Regions from separate parts of the Homo sapiens genome. Here region 2 is linked to region 1. Evidence: chromatin loops called from intact Hi-C (ENCODE). Cell type or tissue: left ventricle myocardium inferior. All regions are shown on one strand. Each heading gives the region's core, and the rest is flanking DNA. Links, peaks and the distances in the headings are about the cores only.

What was found. Hi-C counts contacts between places; a loop is a spot of excess contacts. Peaks named below come from ENCODE experiments on the same cell type or tissue, not always from the same donor. Only the 100,000 strongest peaks of a DNase experiment are listed, where the experiment ranks them.
Region 2: it touches region 1 in a loop (4-fold over the local background); 3 of 110 quality-filtered maps call a loop at or near these places.

What each region holds. Positions count from the first base shown.
Region 1 is chr19:43,851,281-43,861,261 of GRCh38, reverse strand. ZNF283 (zinc finger protein 283) reads right to left here. Exons shown (of 7, transcript NM_181845.2): 7 at 9,245-9,981. Among named protein-coding and RNA genes, the nearest start is that of ZNF404, 28 kb to the left of the region's middle. In left ventricle myocardium inferior, for the core only: no CTCF peak of the experiment used is centred there; no DNase peak of the experiment used is centred there.
Region 2 is chr19:44,468,957-44,478,937 of GRCh38, reverse strand. ZNF180 (zinc finger protein 180) reads left to right here. Exons shown (of 5, transcript NM_001278509.3): 5 at 792-4,495. The coding sequence ends at 2,536. It also overlaps the pseudogene ZNF285BP. Among named protein-coding and RNA genes, the nearest start is that of ZNF229, 25 kb to the right of the region's middle. RefSeq lists a silencer at 1,560-1,760. In left ventricle myocardium inferior, for the core only: no CTCF peak of the experiment used is centred there; no DNase peak of the experiment used is centred there.

The DNA.
Region 1 (9,981 bases), core at 5,044-7,543:
ATATGGTTATTCCGTTTTCCCAGCAACATTTATTAAAGAGAATGTCCTTTCTCCAATGAGTGTTCTTCATACCTTTGACAAAAATCAGTTGACTGTGTATATATGGATTAATTTCTGGGTTCTCTATTCTGTTCCATTGGTCTATGTGTGTTTTTATGCCAGCACCATGCTGTTTGGGTTACTGCAGCTTTGTTTTGTATTTTGAAGTTTCATGGTATGATGCCTCCAGCTTTGTTCTTTTTGCTCAAGATTGCTTTGACTATTCGAGGTCTTTTGTGGTTCCATACAAATTGTGAGATTTTTTTCTGTTGTTGTGAAGAATGCCATGGGAATTTTGATAGGGATTTCATTGAATCTGTAGATTCCTTTTGGCAGTATGGTTATTTTAACAATATTAATTCTTCCAATCCATGAGCATAAGGTGTTTTTACATTTACTTGTATCCTCTTCAATTTTTTTCATCAGCATTTTGTAGTTTTCCTTGTAGAGATCTTTTACCTCGTTGGTTAAGCTTCTTCCTAGGTTTTTGTTGTTGTTGTTGTTTTTGCAGCTTTAGAAAATGAGATTGCCTTTTTGAGTTCTTTTTCAGCTAGTTTGTTTTTCGTGTGTAGAAATGATACTGATTTTTGCATGTTGACTTTGTATCCTGCAACTTTAGTGAATTTGTTTATCTGTTCTAAGAGTTTTTTGGTAGAGTCTTTAGGTTTTTCTATATAGAAAATTATGTAGTCTGCAAACAAGAACTATTTAACTTCCTTCCTTCCAGTTTGGATGCCCGCTATTTTTCTCTTGCCTAATAGCTCTAACTAGGACTTCCAGTATTATGTTGAATAAGAGTGCTGAGAGTGGGCATCCTTGTTTTGTTCCAGATCTTAGAGGAAAATCATTCAGCTTTTCTGCATTCAGTATGATGACAGCTTTGGGTTTGTCATATATGGTCTTTATTGTGTTGAGGAACTTTCCTTCTATACCTAATTTATTGAGAGTTTTTATCATGAAGGAATGTTGAATTTTATCAGTTGCATTTTCTGCATCTATTGAGGTGATCATATGGTTTTTGTCTTTCATTCTGTTGATGTGATATATCATGTTTATTGATTTGCATATGTTGAGCCATTTTTGCATTCCTGGAATAAATCCCACTTGATCATAGTGTATTGTCTTTTTGATGTATTGTATTCTATTTGCTAGTATTTTGCTGAGGTTTTTGCATTTCTGTTCATCAAGGATATTGGCCTGTAGTTTTCTTTTGTTGCATTCTTATTTGACTTTGGTATCAGGGTTATGCTGGTCTCATAAAATGATTTAGGAAGAGTTCCCTCTGCTTCAATTTCTTGGAAATATTTTCAGAAAAATTGGTATTAATTCTTTAAAGATTTGGTAGAATTCAGTAATTAAAACCATCCATTCTTGGACTTTTTTTTATTGGGAGTCATTTTATTACTGATTTAATCTCATTATCTGTCATTAGTCTTTTCAGGTTTTCTATTTCTTCTTGGTTCAATCTTAGTAGGTTGCATATGTCCAGTAATTTATCCATTTCCTCTAGTTTTAAAATTGTATTGGCATATATTTTTCATAGTATTGTCTAATGATCCTTTTTTCTGTGGTATCCATTGTAATGTCTCATTTTTCATTTCCAATTTTATTTATTTGAGTCTTCTCTCTTTTCTTATTTAGTCTGGCTAATTGCTGATTTTATTGTTTCAAAAAAACAATTATTTGTTTCATTGCTCTATTGTATTTTTGACTCTCAATTTTATTTTTGCTCTGATTTTTATTATTTCTCTCCTACTAATTGGGCTTGTTCTTCTTTTCTAGATCCTTGAGATGCATAATTAGGTTGTTTATTGGAAATTTTCTATTTTTGACATAGGTATTTATTATGCTGATGAAAAAAGTGTGTATTCTGCACCCATTGGGCAGAATGTTCCATAAATATGTTAGGTATATTTCATCTATGGTGCAGTTGAAATCCAATATTTCTTTGTTAATTTTCTGTCTAGATAATCTCTCCAATGCAGAGAGTAGAGTGTGGAAGTCCCAAACTATTACTGTATTTCGCTTTATCTCTCTCTTTAGATCTAATAATATTGGCTTTATAAATCTGAGTGTTCCAGTGTTGGGTGCATATATACTTACAATTGTTATATTTTCTTCCTTAATTTATCCCTTTATTATTATATAATGTTCTTCTTTGTCTGTTCTTACAGCTTTTGACCTAAAATTTGTTTTGTCTAATATACATATAGCTATTCCTGCTCACTTTTGGTTTCTATTTGCATGGAATACCTTTTTCCATCTCTTCACTTTTAGCCTATTTGTGTCTTTATAGGTGAGGTGAGTTTCTTATAGGCAGCATATAGTTAGGTCTTGTTTTTTTTTTTTTTAATCCATTTAGCCAGTTTATATCTTTTAAATATGGAATTTAATCTGTTTACATGCAAGGTTATTATGAATAGGTGAGGGCATACTCCTGTTATTTTATTGATTATTTTCTGGTTGTTTTATATATTCTTTGTTCCTTACTTCTTCTCTTATTATTTTTGCTTGGGTGGTATTCTGCAGTGATAAGGTTTGATTCCTTTCTCTTCTTGTGCATTGGCTCTACCAGTGAGTTTTATAGTTTTGCATGTTTTCAAGATGGTGTTTATAGGTTTCCAGCTATTATTTCTTTTAATTTCTGCCATCTATGAATAAATCAGCTATTATTTCATTAAATATGTTTCCCTCAACTTTCTCCTTCTGGAATGCCCATAATGTGAATATTTGTTCACTGAATAGTGTGCCACAAATCCTGTAAGGTTTTTTCATTCTTTTTTCTTTTTTTGTCTGCCTATGTTATTTCAAACAGCCTGTCTTCAAGTTCAGAAATTCTTTCTTCTGCTTGGCCTAGTCTGTTTTTGAAGCACTTGACTGTATTTTTTATTTTATTCATTGAATTCTTCAGCTCTAAATTTTGTTTGGTTCTTTTTTATGATGTTTCTCTCTTTGTTGAATTTCTCATTCAAATCGTAAATTGTTGCCCTGATTTTGTTGAATTATCTATCCGTGTTCTCTTGTACCTTGTTGAATTTTCTTATAATCATTATTTTGAACTTTTGTTCTGGCATTTCATATATTTCCTTATGATTGGGGTCTATTATTAAAGAATTATTGTGTTTCTTTGGAGGTGTTACGTTTTCTTGCATTTTCATGTTTGATGTTTCCCTATGTTGATTTCTAGTCATCTAGTGAAACTCACATCTTCCAATATTTTGGAGTAGGTTTTATAGGGAAAGACTTATCTGCTTGGACTCAAGCACATTACATTTATTGTGCACTTTATTTCTATTATTGTTACATTAGAATATATAATTAAATTATTATACAACTCATTATTTTGTAGAATCAGTGGGAGCCCTGAGCTTGATTTCCTGCAAATAGGCAGTCCCATCTGGGGGTGATGGGAGACACTGACAGATCATCAGGCATTAGATTCTCATAAGGAATGCACAACCTAGAACTCTTGCATGCACAGTTCACAATAGGGTTCATGCTACTATGGCAATCTAATGCCTCCACTGATCTGACAGAAGGGGGACCTTAGTCAGTAATGTGAGTGATGAGGAGTGGCTGTAAATACAAATGAACTTTGCTCGCTCTCCTACTGCTCACCTCCTGCTGTGTGGCCCAGTTCCTAACAGACCAGTATGAGTCTGTGGCCCGGGGGTTGGGGACCCCTGCTTTAAAGCAAGAAAAAGAGGGCCAGGCATAGCAGCTCATGCGTGTAATCCCAACACTTTGGGAGGCTGAGGCAGGAGGATCACTTGAACCTAGGAGTTTGAGACTAGTCCAGGCAACATAGGGAGACCCTGTCTCTACAAAAAGTTTAAAAACCAGCCAGCCATGGTGGCCTGTGCCTGCAGTCCCAGCTACTCAGGAGGCTGAGGTGGAAGGACCAAAGGAACCCAGGAGTTTCAGGCTGCAGTGAGCTATGATCATACCCCTGCACTCCAGCCTGGGCAATAGAGAAAGACCCTATTCAAAAAAATATATAAATAAAGCCAGAGAAAGAAAATACATAAAAAGAACACGATAAAATTAACATTTTAGATAATATGATAGTAAGCCAAGAAAACACCAAAAAATCATCAGATAAATTATTAGAACTAATATAAGAATTCAGAAAAGGTATGGACTCAGGGCTTTTGCCCATGCCTTTTGGATGCCACTTATAGTCTTGGCAAGCCAGATCTGGAGGTCTGTGGGAATCCCTTATACAGAACTTACAGGCAGTGCCTTAACCATGCTGCATGTTTTCACTCATATAATACCCTCCACAGTGCTACGACATGGTTATGCTATTGTTATATCTCTATTACAGATACTAAAGATTAAGTGACTTGAGATTAAGACATTAAGTAAACTACTAGTAAGTGGTGGAGGTTTAGTCTCTGAGACAATGCCCTCAACCTCTGCATTATTTTGTGTGGTGTGAGTTCCAGAATCAAAGAATAAGGGTTGATTCCTTCACACTACATTCAAATTACCAGAAGTCAATTAAATCCAGGAAGTCATATTATTCCAAATTGCATCCTTATAAATATTAGCTTCCTCAGTGCATTTAACTCTACTTTAGTCCTCACATATTTTCCTTCCCTAAATATGAGAAACTCATACTATTCAGAGCCTTGAGTTTTATTCTCTAAAGGAGGCAGCAGTACTCCACCTCTATTTAGAGTCTAAATATGAATCAATCCATTTTCACTTTTATTCCTTCAACAAATATTTGAGCATCTTCTCTGAGCCATACATTTCTCTAGATATTGGAGATACAATGATAGCAAGAGAAGCATATCCCCTGATCCTGTGGAACTTATGTCCAAGAGTGTAGACAATCAACATGGGGACAAATAATGTCACTTTCTTTGACACATTATTTAAAATCAAAGAATGCCTGGCCGGGCGTGGTGGCTCACGCCTGTAATCCCAGTACTTTGGGAGGCTGAGGTAGGTGATCACTTGAGGTCAGGAGTTCGAGACCAGCCTGAGCAACATAGTGAAACCCCATTTCTACTAAAAATACAAACATTAGCTGGACGTGGTGGCACATGCTTGTAATCTCAGCTACTCAGGAGGCTGAGGCAGGAAAATTGCTTGAACTCGGGAAACAGAGGTTGCAGTGAGCCAAGATCATGCCACTACACTCCGACACGGGTGACAGAGCAAGACTCCCTCTCAAAAAATAAAATAAATAAATACATAAATAAAATCAAAGAATGTCACTTAGTGTTTGGTGAAATGAGGAAATTTTTAAAAATAATCTGAAAGAGTGTGACTGACAGAAGGGTGGGGCTAGTCAAGTGGGTGGTCAAGAAAGACCTGTTCAATCAGGTGGCATTTGGGCAGAGACCTGAATTACAAGAAGCCTGTGAAGAATAAACTATTCTCAATGACATCATTAATTATTGCTCAGTTGCCCCCCACAGTGGAATGTGTTGACTCACAGTCATGCCAGTAATGTTGGTATGAATCTGGTGGCTTAGAATATTTGCCCACAATTCTTCCCTTACTCTCCACCCTTGGCAGAGCTCATCCCTGCCCCATTGGTGTTGGGCTTGGCCATGTGTCTAGTCAACAGAATTTGGGTGGATTACAATGGATATAGATACTTTAAATATGCTTTGGCTCAGCCTCTTGTGTTTCTGCCATCTACTATGAAAAGAACATGCCTAGGAACCTGCTGGCCAAGAATAGGGAGACACCAAAAACAGAAGGGTAGAATAAAATCCTTTCAACCACGTGAATTATTTCCAAGTCACCTCTTCAAAGAAAGCAAGTGGAAGGGGTTTTCCACCAGAATGAATGAGTAGAAAACAAGAAATTCAGTAGAGGAGAGAGGTGAAGAGAATCCCAGTGGTGATGGTGGTAGAGGCCACAATATCTCTTGTGCACCAGGCAGAGATCTGGGCAAACAGTCCGGAATGAACCATATTTTTTAAATGTGGCCAAGGACACTGCAGACCCTTCCTCCACAGTAAACACTTGGGTATAGTGAAAATAAATTGAACCAAAATTTTTATTGATGAAATCCATAATGACACTGGTATATGACTAACACTGAATTATGAGATAGTAAAGGAATACTTTCAAATCTTGAATGTCTACTCTAAGGCAATGTACTCTGCTATTTACATGGACTATCTGCTCAAGAACACAGAAGAGGCTGGAAAGTGTAGTTGTCTCTGAAAAGGGTGATTTTAAAGCTTCAGAAAAGGTGAGAGATAAGATTTTTATTTCTTTTGAATTTAGTGCTATGTATGTGTGCTGTAAAAATGAACTGAGGCCAGGTACAGTGGCTCACACCTGTAATCCCAGCACTTTGGGAGGTGGAGGCAGGCAGATCACTTGAGGCCAGGTGTTCAAGACCAGCCTGGCCTACGTGGCGAAACCCTGTCTCTACTAAAAATACAAAAATTAGCTGGGCACGGTGGTACACGCCTGTAGTCCCAGCTACTCGGGAGGCTGAGGCAGGAGAATCGCTTGAACCCGGGAGGCAGAGGTTGCAGTGAGATCACACCACTGTACTCCAGCCTGGGTGACAGAGAGAGACTCTGTCTCAAATTTTAAAAAATGAATTGAGTAAATATGTTCACCCAAATTCCAATTACACCTTGGTTTCATTTCCACATTGTAAATCTTGGCCTTCTCAGTCTTCAGGTTAACTAACAGAATTCTAGAAATTAAGAGTAGGCTCCTCTGAGTCTGGAAGAAAAAATACTTAACAAGGTTAGACCAAAAATATTTTCCCTGTCCCCTACATCTACAAACAATCAGATAATATTCTATATCATAAAAAATTCCTAGTAAATGTTCTAACAATATAGACTTTATATTTCAGAATTTCTGCTTTTAAAAATTAACATTAATCTCAAAAAGGTGAAATTATGTTTGTGGTCTTAATATATACATTAAATTATCTGTATTATGAAATTTATACATATTTGTAATTTTACTTTTTAAAATAAAGGATCACTTGTTATGTCTCATACATAAAAAGCTAATGAAACTTAAGAGTCTGATTTTTTATTTAACTAAAACCTTTGAGAGTCTATGGCTAATTTAAAGTAATACCAATGATTATTTCAGGAATTACATATAACCCATTTTAGCAACTAAAAGCAGATGTACGCTGCTGGCCAATGGGAAATGTTTCCTTGCTCCTGTCACGGGAGATGCTCTCCCTTATTATTTTCTGTGGATGTTGTCATGTCTGTTTGTAATATCTGGAAACCTGCCAGCCATCATGGTGCCAGCCAACACTGGGGAGTGCAGAGTGGAAAATGGAAGAGAAACTGAGCCTCTGAAAATTTAATTTTGCGGCCGGGCGCAGTGGCTCACGCCTGTAATCCCAGCACTTTGGGAGGCCAAGGCGGGCGGATCACGAGGTCAGGAGATCAGACCATCCTGGCTGACACGGTGAAACCCCGTCTCTACTAAAAATACAAAAAAAATTAGCCGGGCGCGGTGGCGGGCCCCTGTACTCCCAGCTGCTCGGGAGGCCGAGGCAGGAGAATGGCGTGAACCCAGGAGGTGGAGCTTGCAGTGAGCCGAGATAGTGCCACTGCAGTCCGGCCTGGGTGAAAGAGCGAGACTCTGTCTCAAAAAGAAAAAGAAAAAAAAAAAAAGAAATTTAATTTTGCTGATGAATCAAAAATATCTGGAGCCCACTGTCCCTCTGAAAGCATGTTATATCATTCAATATACTTCCTCATTGTTCTAGCCAATGTGGTATTTTTTTTTTTTGAGATGGAGTCTCGCTCTGTCACCAGGCTGGAGTGCAGTGGCACGTTCTTGGCTCACTGCAAGCTCCGCCTCCTGGGTTCACGCCATTCTCCTGCCTCAGCCTCCCGAGTAGCTGTGACTAAAGGCGCACGCCACCACGCCTGGCTAATGTTTTTGGGTTTTATTTATTTATTTATTTTTTTTTTAATTTTTAGTAGAGACGGGGTTTCACTGTGTTAGCCAGGATGGTCTCAGTCTCCTGACCTTGTGATCCACCCGCCTTGGCCTCCCGAAGTGCTGGGATTACAGGCGTGAGCCACCGCGCCTGGCCCCAGTGTGGTATTTTAATTTCTGCTGAGTGTATCCTAACTGAATCAAACAACTAAGGGTCATGGTTCATACTGGGAACTGGAGATGCAGAGATAAAGCTGATTCCATCACAGTCATCAAAACCAGCTCACTGGTGGGGAATACACACACACACACACACACACACACACACACACACACACACACAGAGAGAATGTCATGGCCTAGGTGTTAATTGTTGTCCTGCAAACTGAACAGAGGCTCTGTAAAAAACAGACACATCGAATGCATCCAATGCCCGGAGCAAGGAGCGAAGAGAAATTGCAAGAATATACAAATAGGCAGCAATCAGAAAATGGAAAATTAAACCACAATTATCAACAATCAAATGCCACTATATTACCTATGAGAGTAATGAAAATATTCTTTAAACTGATGATGTCAAGTATTTTCAAAGATGTGGAGAAAGCAGAACATTGATATACTGCTGGTGAGAGTATAAGACGGTTCATTTGTTTGGAAAACTGTTCAGAAGAATTTAAACTTACTAAAAAGTTGAACAGATGTGTATCCATGACCACACCCCAGCAATTCCACTCCCAGTATATACAGAAAGAAATGTGTACACGTGTGCTCCAAAAGACATGTACAAGTATGATCATAACAGCCCTATAAGGAAGTTCTGACTTCCCAACACATTATTCTTAAGAGCACATAATGAAGGATTTTAGGGGCCATGCTGGGATGCGTCTTTTATGCGGATCTTGGCTAGTACTACATGGCTATGAAGGCTCCTTAAAGGAACTGTGCTAACACTCAATAAATCTGTTATGTCTGAAGTAGGAATTAAAAGACAAAAAAAAATGCAACAGATGGAACTAGAAAAGTGGTCAAGGATCAAACAAAATAACCTAATAGGATCATACAATATTAAAAAACAGGCTATTGCAATACCAAAACAAACAAAAATACAATAAAAAAGAAAACTATTATATAATCTCACTCATGAGATGCAAAAATACTAAATAAAATGGCAAAATGAAATCAAGCAATGCATCAGAAGGATACTATGACTAACCTGGAATATCCAGGAATGGGAAAAAGTCAGTGAATCTATCAGAATAAATTATCACATGAACAAATTAAATACTATAGAAGTGCAGAAAAAGATAGTGAAACGGCATTTAATAAAACTCAGGAGGCACCACTACTTAGCTACAACAAAGATTTTCACTCATAACTGAGACCATGATGCTGCCATTCCATCATAGCTAACAACCAGACATGGTGACTGAAATTCTCTTTTGGTTATAGCAGCAGTTCCCAATGCAATTTCACCCACCTACAAAGATAATAGGTCATGGGAATAAGTATTTCAACAGTGAAGTTTGCCATACACCAGTTTAAACAAAGTTCAACCATTTTCTTCACTAGAATACTCCTTAGTCTTTTTTTATTTTTATTTTTTTGAGACGGAGTCTCGCTCTGTCGCCCAGGCTGGAGTGCAGTGGCGCAATCTCGGCTCACTGCAAGCTCTGCCTCCCGGGTTCACGCCATTCTCCTGCCTCAGCCTCCCCGAGTAGCTGGGACCACAGGCGCCCGCCACCACGCCCGGCTAATTTTTTCTATTTTTAGTAGAGACGGGGTTTCACCGTGTTAGCCAGGATGGTCTTGATCTCCTGACCTCGTGATCCGCCCGCCTCGGCTTCCCAAAGTTCTGGGATTACAGGCATGAGCCACCGCGCCCGGCCGTCTTTTTTTTTTTTTCACTTCTCTTTAGTCTTTTGATAAGCTGGTGAGGTGCTTTTGCTTGTTCCTTAGGAGGGGATTTAGTAGATGCTACTTTATAAGCTTCTTTAACTGTAAAATCCTCCTTCATTGTCAAGTACTAGTAAGCACTGGTGA
Region 2 (9,981 bases), core at 2,924-5,423, 620 kb before region 1:
TATAAAAAGAATTTTCCAATACATGTGTTCAAGTGAGAACCAGACACATAGGGGTCATTACAGGTGTAGAAGGTCCATTTGAAAAAATCCGCATAGAAGATGCCACATTTTTTCTTCATTTCCCACCTCCTGGTGGACTGTATACATGACTACTTTTTCCATATATACTCTCTATTGCTTGACCTAGTAGCCACCCAGGCTACTAGGAGCAAACTTCTAGTCTCTCTCAGTTGGAATCACAGAAATTTGTGGGGCTTTATTGGTTCCTAAGGTAGTTAGGGAACTGGATAATAATGCCCCATTCCTTTTCTTTTGTTCACAAACATAGTTTCCTCATGCCTCACTGACACAGAGTAGAGTATTTAGCAAGTTTTATGCCTTCAGAAATTCCTGGATATGTAGACACTAATCTCTTAGTGAACATCTGTGTAGCACTAAAGAGTGGAAAAGACTCTCTATACATATTGCAAAATTGGGTTGCAATTCTGTAGGTTCTATGTAGATGATCTTATTTTGGAATATGCAGGTATTTGACATCCAGAGTCTTATTTATTCAGACTAAGATTAAACCAAGATTACAATAGTTCCATTTTAATGCTCTGTTGTAATATTGGGCTGTGGTAGTTCTGTACTTAATACTTTATCTCACCCTTTTGCTTTTTCAACCTAGGTTATCGGTCAGTATTTGAAAACAAATTCATATATATTTTTCATACTTTCTTGTTAGCTTTATTCCATTTTTCCATCTCTAATATTTTTTGACTAAGATGTCTTATATTGCTTTCTTTCAGACTTGGCAACTGCAGTTGGAAAAAAAGATTCAACTTCAAAGCAGAGGATTTTTGATGAAGAACCAGCTAATGGAGTGAAGATAGAAAGGTTTACAAGGGATGATCCTTGGTTATCTTCATGTGAAGAAGTGGATGATTGTAAAGACCAGTTGGAGAAGCAACAGGAAAAACAAGAGATACTTTTGCAGGAAGTGGCATTCACTCAAAGGAAAGCAGTTATTCATGAGAGAGTCTGCAAAAGTGATGAAACTGGGGAGAAGAGTGGTCTGAATTCCAGTCTATTTTCATCCCCAGTTATACCCATAAGAAACCATTTTCATAAACATGTATCACATGCTAAAAAATGGCATCTTAATGCTGCTGTAAACAGTCATCAGAAGATTAATGAGAATGAGACACTATATGAAAATAATGAATGTGGAAAACCCCCTCAGAGCATTCACCTTATTCAGTTTACAAGAACTCAAACAAAAGATAAATCCTATGGATTTAGTGACCGTATTCAATCTTTTTGCCATGGTACACCCCTACATATACATGAAAAAATTCATGGAGGAGGAAAAACCTTTGATTTTAAAGAATGTGGGCAGGTTTTGAACCCCAAAATATCCCATAATGAACAACAGAGAATTCCTTTTGAAGAGAGTCAATATAAATGTAGTGAAACCTCTCATAGTTCCTCCCTTACTCAAAACATGAGAAATAATTCTGAAGAGAAACCTTTTGAATGTAATCAGTGTGGGAAATCCTTCAGCTGGAGCTCGCATCTTGTTGCACATCAGAGAACTCACACAGGGGAGAAACCTTATGAATGTAGTGAATGTGGAAAATCCTTCAGCCGGAGCTCGCACCTTGTTTCCCATCAGAGAACTCATACTGGAGAGAAACCTTACAGGTGTAATCAATGTGGGAAATCCTTTAGCCAGAGTTATGTCCTTGTTGTGCATCAAAGAACTCATACTGGGGAGAAGCCTTATGAATGCAATCAGTGTGGAAAGTCATTCAGGCAGAGCTATAAACTTATTGCACATCAAAGAACACATACCGGAGAGAAGCCCTATGAATGTAATCAATGTGGGAAATCATTTATCCAGAGCTATAAACTTATTGCACATCAAAGAATTCATACTGGGGAAAAACCCTATGAATGCAATCAGTGTGGGAAATCCTTTAGTCAAAGTTATAAACTTGTTGCTCATCAGAGAACTCACACAGGAGAAAAACCCTTTGAATGTAATCAGTGTGGGAAATCCTTCAGCTGGAGCTCTCAGCTTGTTGCACATCAAAGAACTCACACTGGAGAGAAACCGTATGAATGTAGTGAATGTGGAAAATCTTTTAACCGCAGTTCTCACCTTGTTATGCATCAGAGAATTCACACTGGGGAAAAACCGTATGAATGTAATCAGTGTGGGAAATCCTTCAGCCAGAGTTATGTTCTTGTTGTACATCAGAGAACTCATACTGGAGAAAAGCCCTATGAATGCAGTCAATGTGGGAAGTCCTTCAGACAGAGTTCATGCCTTACTCAACATCAGAGAACTCATACTGGAGAGAAACCATTTGAATGTAATCAGTGTGGAAAAACATTTAGCTTGAGTGCTCGACTTATTGTGCATCAAAGAACTCATACTGGAGAGAAACCCTTTACATGTATTCAGTGTGGAAAAGCTTTCATTAATAGCTATAAACTTATTAGGCATCAGGCAACTCATACTGAAGAGAAACTCTATGAATGTAACTAGTTTGTAAATCAGCTGGGATTTCTTCCTTTTTATTTCATTCTTTTAAAAAATTTATTTTAAGGTAGTACATGTAGTTGGAAGAACTACTATAAAAACAATATATGTGGGAAAACTTCCAGCCCTCTGTTAATTGTGTGTCTCAAATTTGTTCTGGAAAAGAAAGGGGGAAAGTCTATGAACGACTTTTCAACCTGGCAATTCCATATACAATGTTAAACTTGATTCTTATGACATATTCCTATGAAAATAATAAATACTGGCACTTTTCCTTGCAGAAAGCACTCAGACCTGAATCAGAGAAAATCATATGCCAAAGCCAACTGCCAGTGTTAGACCTCTTTTTCCATAAAGAGTAAATGGAATGCTAACACTAGTGGGCTTATTGAGAAAATTTAAAGGTTGCTGTAGTGTTTAGAACTTAGGCTGGAAAACCATATTTTAGTGCATCATTTTACTACATGATCTTCCAATTAGATAGCTTGTAATCTGTTCCTTACAGCACTTGCTGTTGTTACATGTGAAGATTTTATAAATTTTAGGAAAGTGTCTATGATATATAGTGAAAAGTGTGGGAAAAGAATATAGAAATAATATTCACTTCTAAAACCATTATGATAAAATATTTGTGTATGGATTAGAATAGAAAGGGATTATGGATGTATCTATTCAATTTCTCAGTTTATGTTGGGCCTTCCTTTTTGGAATGTACGCTGTTATGCTATGATAAATGATATAATGAGTAAAAATTATTCAAAGCCAAAAATGAAATACAAAGATTTCCTTCTTTGACTATTTAGGAAAGACTAAGCAACCAAATAGCAAAGATCCCTCAGGATAATGAGGTTTATGTTTGGAATAGCATGAGCAGATTACTACTTAGGACATAGATTCCTAGGAACATTCCTCATTGAAAATAAAATGGATTCCTGGAAATAGGTAACTAGAAATTTTGGCCAGAAATGGTTTCATATGAAGAACTGAGAATGCGTGGGAAGTATAGAGGGCAAGTGGGCTTATTTTCATATATGCAAAGCAATATTAAGGAACTCTATTTTCATGTTTTAGTTCTTCCCCTCATGTAGCATTGTCTCTTTCCTCTGGGATATGTTCCCTGATGTGAGAGTCCTCTGAATAGAAGGGTGCTTCCCTGGCTCAGTGCTGACCGTCTAAATTATGCTTGCAAAAATGCTTTCATGAGGCAAAGTTTTAGTTACTCTTTGATATTTAAGATTTGATTAACATGTCTTTCTGACCTTTCCCTTGAATCATGAATTTGAATCCTGTGGATGACCATATATTGAAGCCTCTGATCCCAGAAAGGTAATAAGCTGAAAGTTGAACTGAGAGACCAGATAATAGAGGTTAATACCCTTGGGATAGGAAAGAAAACTTAAAGGGTAACTGATGGGGTTATCCTTAGCAAAATTCTATCCCTATGAGATGACCCTAAGTGGAGCCATCTCTATGAGGATTAATCCAGAGATTGTTGCACACCTGGCAGTGTCAGGTCTGGGAAAACAGTTGCTGATGTTTTCATGGAGTGTGAAATACTGAAAGCTGCGGGCATCCCTTGGGGACCACTGACCCACACTTTGAAGAACCCTCAATGAGTCTGAAAGAGGTTCAGTATCTCTTGGGAAGGATGTGTTCCAGGCTCCAGGCCTAGTCTTACATGGCCAGTGGGGTTGAAAGACTGTGCCCCTGCAATGGTCTTTTCCTAAGACAGTTGAACAAAGTTCCAAGTCTGTCTGTCCTATTTTAACCATCTTTAAGAAGCACAAAGGGGATATGAGAAAAACAGATGCTGAAATGAAAATTTTAACTGATATCTTACTTATCTCACAAGTCGTGTAAAGAAAGAAATGATATGGTCGAATATTAGATTAGATGGTTTAATGATGTTTTGAGTGTTATATATGAGCTATGATGAGACCTAGAAAATAAAGTAAAAATAAAAAATATATAAGCCATGAACATTCTTCATATTCAGTGACAGTCTGCCTGCCACACCCAGGAATTACAGAGACACTCATAGACCTCACGGGATCCTCCCCTATGTCTCCCATCTCTTCACCACCAGCCCTCAGGGAGTCTCATGTCTCCCAATTACTCTCCAATCATTCCTAGATTTCTGTAACAGTCAGGCCCTGACACCCATGTAACAAGCAGAAACTCAGGGACCTCACAGGGCTCTGGCCCCATGTCTCCCAACTCTTTACTCCAGGCCCTCAGGTACTCTCCTGTGTCTCCCAGATTCTCTCAATCCCCAGCTTACTGCAACATTCAGCTTCCCAAACCCAAGTATCACCTATAGACAAAAATCTCAGGGCCCTCTTCTATCACGTCTCCCATCTCTTCACCTGCAACCCTCAGGGACTCTCCTGTGTCTCCCAGCTCCTCTCCAACCATCCCCAGATTTCTCCTTGGGTCAGCCCTGAACACACAGGAGTCACCCAGAAACTCATAGACCTCACTGTGCTCCTCCCTTATCTCTGTCACCTCTATACCACCATTCCTTAGGGCCTCATCTGTGTCTCCCAGCTATTCTCCAAGCATCCTCAGTTTTCTGCAAGAGTCACCCCTCAGCATTCAGGAGAACCCTAGAAATTCACAGAGCTCACCAGATTATTCCCCAACTACCTCCACCTACACAGCAATGGCTCCCACATACTCCCTGGGGGCCCCACACCTATCTTCCTTTACACTCAGAGACTCCCAGGGCCTCACAGTCACTCCCCATTATCATCATTCAGCTGTAAGTCCTTGCAAATCTCCTGGCCAACGTGATGCATTTACCTGCCCATTTCTCCACATTCCTGCTCAGGGTCCCACACCTAGCCGCAGAAGAGCCCCTTCCGCATTCCAGCCTCAAATACAGGCTTGTCCTTCTACTTCATACTGCCACACACTTGCCGGCAGAAGAGGCGCGTCTAATGGCCGACATCACCACCCAGGCAATCATCACCCCTCAGCTGTGCAGCGGGACCCTCCTGCCTGCCGATGTGGCTGCCGGCGCCTGTGCCAGCGCGAACCCCCAGCCTGTCATGCTGACCTCATCGATGGCAGCGTCCCTGTCTTTTGCTCCCCCAGCCCTCCCAAAGGCTGAGTTAGCCTCTATCATCTGGAATACAGTGTGGCTTCTGTTTTCCTAATTGAACCCTGACTTACTACCTTTATAATGTTTCTCTCTGCTTATGTAGTCTTTGATGAGTCAGAAGGTCCTTGCCACGCTCACAATGTGTGTACTGTGTCTCATCTATATGCACTCTCTGATGGGCAAGGAGGTATGAATTACGACTGAAGCCCTTACCACATGCCTTACACTTATAGGGCCTCTCTCCTGTGTGGACTCTGAGGTGAACACGAAGATCTGAATTCCGACTGAAGTCTTTACCACACTCATCACATTTATATGGTTTCTCTCTGGTGTGATCTCTTTGATGTAAGTGAAAATATGAACTGTAACTAAAGCACTTTCCACACACTTTGCATTTATATGGTTTTTCTCGAGTGTGAACTCAGATGAGTGTGAAGAACAGAGCTATACACAAAATCCTTTCCACACACATTGCATTTGTATGGTTTCTCCCCTGTGTGGACTCTCTGGTGAATGTGAAGGTGTGTACTTTGGCTGAAGCCCTTTCCACACTCATCACACCTATAAGGTTTCTCCCCTGTGTGAAACCTCCAGTGGACTTGAAGAACGGAGCTTGAACTAAAGCACTTGCCACACTCACTGCATTTGTAGGGCTTCTCTCCAGCGTGGACTCTCTGATGGACAAGAAGGTTGGAGCTCTGATCAAAGCCCTTCCCACACTCTTCACTTTTATAGGGCTTTTCCCTGTGTGTACTCCCTGATGAATACAAAGAAGTGACCTAAATCCAAACCCTTTCCCACATGCATCACATTTGTAGGGCATCTCCCTTGTGTGGACTCCATGATGGTTATAAAGGAAGGAGTTGCACCTGAAGCCCTTGCCACATTCTTTACATTTGTAGGGTTTGTTTCCTGAAGGGACTTTCTGATATCTGGGAAGGTCTGAGCTCTGTTTGCAGCCCATAGGCCATTCGTGGAATTCATAGGGAGTCTCGCCAGAGTGAGTTTTACAATGAACGATAAGATCTTGGCTCTGACTAAAGTTCTTTCCATACTGGTCACATTTATAAGATTTTTCTCCTAGGTGAGTGCTGTGATGGACATGAGGATCTGTATCATCTGCAAAGGGCACCCCACAGTTATTACATGTGAAAGGCTGTGGTAATACATGGACTGCATTATGTTGTTCAACTGTTGATTTCATACCAAAGTTTTTCCTGCAGTTGGGATGTCTACCAGGGTCCTCTCCTTTACATTCTTGGGACTCATGATGATCATGTGAGGTCCAGTTGAGGCTGTCATCATGCTGAGCACGTCTGTACAATTTCTCTTCCATGTAAATTCCCTTATATCTTCCCTGAGAGTTCTGGGGCTCGGTCATTATGTTGGCTTTCCTCCACGATTCTGGGGTAAGAACCTGTGTCAGGCTTTGCCATGCTGTGATATCCTGATTTTTGATAATGACATTTGCTACATAGTTTTCATTTTCAGAAATCTGAAGAGACTTGCCTGCTCACTCTTCACAGAGGGAAACATTTTTAAATGTGGGGAACACTCTTCTTGAAGGTTCATGATATAATCCTGACTCCCAGTTAAATCCTGGATCCTTTGTTTCGAAATCTGCCAGCAATGAAGCACTTCTTGTAAAAGGTAATTCAACCCCTTTTCCTGAAGATTCAAAATGTTGTTTTTAATCCCATCTCTTATGAGAAGAAAGAGAATGTGGCTAAGAGACCAAGTCAATCATCTGTCCAGAGGTTTTGAGAAAACGAAATATGATGGGGTGGGAAGTTGTCCCTGGCTTCTATTGACATATGAAACAATTAGAGCCACGGTAATTCTAACCTGTGAGCTGCCAATTGGAAATCAAGTGTTGTAGGGAAATTAAAAGAAATCTTGGCCAGGTGCAGTGGCTCATGCCTGTAATAGCAACACTTTGAGAGGCTGAGGTGGGAGGATCACTCAAGCCCAGGAGATCAAGACCAGGCTGGGCAATATGATGAGATCCCATCTCTACAAAAAAATTAAAAATTGGCTCAGTTTTGCCTATGATCCCAGCCACTTGGAAATCTGAGGTTGGAGGATTGCTTAATCCTGGGAGGCAGAGGTTGCAGTGAGCCAAGATTGTGCCACTGCATTCCAGCCTGGGTGACAGAGCAAGACCTTTCCACCCCTACTCTGCAAAAAAGAAAAAAAAGGAAATCTTAGGAAAAATTTATGAAGGAAGAAATTCACCTCCCTGCTATAAGAGTAGTCGATAAAAAGCCTTTAATAATCTTGCTACAAAAGGTATGGGAAAGGCTCCCATTTTATGTAGTGTGTGTGTGTATATAAATAATACATATTGATGGAGTGTTTTTTATATGTTGGGCAGAGTAAGGGACACAAAGGGTCACAAGAGGTTTCAGAAACAAGCAACAAGTCCTATCTCCTGATGGCTTCCCTTCCTTCACATCACTGTCATATGGAGGACTATCATGTATGTTTGTGTACAACCTGCACAACTGTACATGGTGAGCCTAAAGGGGATGGGGATAAAAAGGCAATGGGGATTGAAATGGGGTAAACATTGTGAAATATGGTCCTGGCGTTGTGCGGGGATGCGTATGTAAACCTCTGAGACAAGCTTTAAGAGACATCCTTTTTATTTTCCCCAAGGTTCTTTGTCTTCATGAAAAGATAGAGACCACTCAGATCCTACAATCCATTTCCTTAAGTTCTGCCCTTTTAAGTTGTTGCAGAATCTCAAACAGCCATGACTATGAAAATGGGGAACAGATACTGTGGCACTGTCAATGGCCTGGCACCCAGGGAAGCAAGACTGTGGTATATAACAAACAGGGGGCTGAGGCAGAAGAGGACGATCATATTCTTGGGATCCTAAGATGGGTTTCAAAATGGCATGAATATCATGGTCAAGTCCCACTGGATACTGCTTCTGGTTCAAGGTCCTTTCTGGGTTGTTTTATTGAAAGTGACTTTAGTTTATAAGATAGTATCAGGGAAAGGGAGACCACGAGCTGCCCTGAATAGGGTTTAAGCAGTGGTTTCCCAATTGTTTTGATTGTAACCCACAGTAAAATCAGCATTGTGACTCAGTAGGAATAGGCACAAACATCAACACAGACTGCTCACTAAAACTTGCTCAGCTGATAGTTACATACTGTGTGCAATGTACTTTGATAAATTCTTTTGTTTTCTGTTCTATTAATCTATTTTGCTTTTTAAAAATTGCTAGTTATGACACAGTAATTTGATTTCAGGACTCACCAAGAGGGTTTTATCCTGCAGTTTGAGAAACAACTGCAGAGATATGCAGATTTATGCAAAAGGTCCTGTGTCTACAGTTTACGCTTTGGTTTCATGAGGTTATTTATTAAAATCACAGGACCTAGGACCAGATTAGGAGGGTTCAAATCCTAGTTCTTCTTATAAGCTGTGTGATTGTGGGCAAGTTATTAATTCTGTGACTCAGTTGTTTCATCCATTGATATGGCTTGGCTGTGTCCCTACCCAAATCTCTTCTCGAATTGTAACTCCCATAATTCCTATATGTTGTGTCTCATAATTCCCACATGTCAGAGCCCCCACACACAGTGCCTACCAGGGCACTGCCTAGTGGAGCTGTGAGAAGAGGGCCACTGTCCTTCAGACCCCAGAATGCTAGATCCACCGACAGCTTGCACCATGTGCCTGGAAAAGCCACAGACACTCAACAGCAGCCCATGAAAGCAGCCAGAAGGGAGGTTATACTCTGCAGAGCCACAGGGGCGGAGCCGCCCAAGACCATGGAAACCCAACATCAGCGTGATCAGGATGCAAGACATGGAGTCAAAGGAGATCATTTTTGAGCTTTAAGATTTGACTGCCCTGCTGGATTTCAGACTTGCATGGGGCCTGTAGCCCATTTGTTTTGGCCAATTTCTCCCATTTGGAACAGCTGTATTTACACAATGCCTGTACCTGCACTGTAGCTAGGAAGTAACTACCTTGCTTTTGATTTTACAGGTTCATAGGTGGAAGAGACTTGGCTTGTCTCAGTTGAGACACTGGACTGTGGACTTTTGAGTTAATGCTGAACTGAGTTAAAACTTTGGGGGACTGTTGGGAGGCATGATTGGTTTTGAAATGTGAGGGCATGAGATTTGGGAGGGTCTGGGGCGGATGATATGGTTTGGCTGTGTCTCCACCCAAATCTCATCTTGAATTGTAACTCCCACAATTCCCATGTGTCATGGGTGGAACCCAGTGGGAAGTGACTGAATTATGGGGGTGGGTCTTTCCTGTGTTGTTCTCATGACAGTGAATGAGTCTCATGAGATCTGATGGTTTTAGAAAGGGGAGTTTC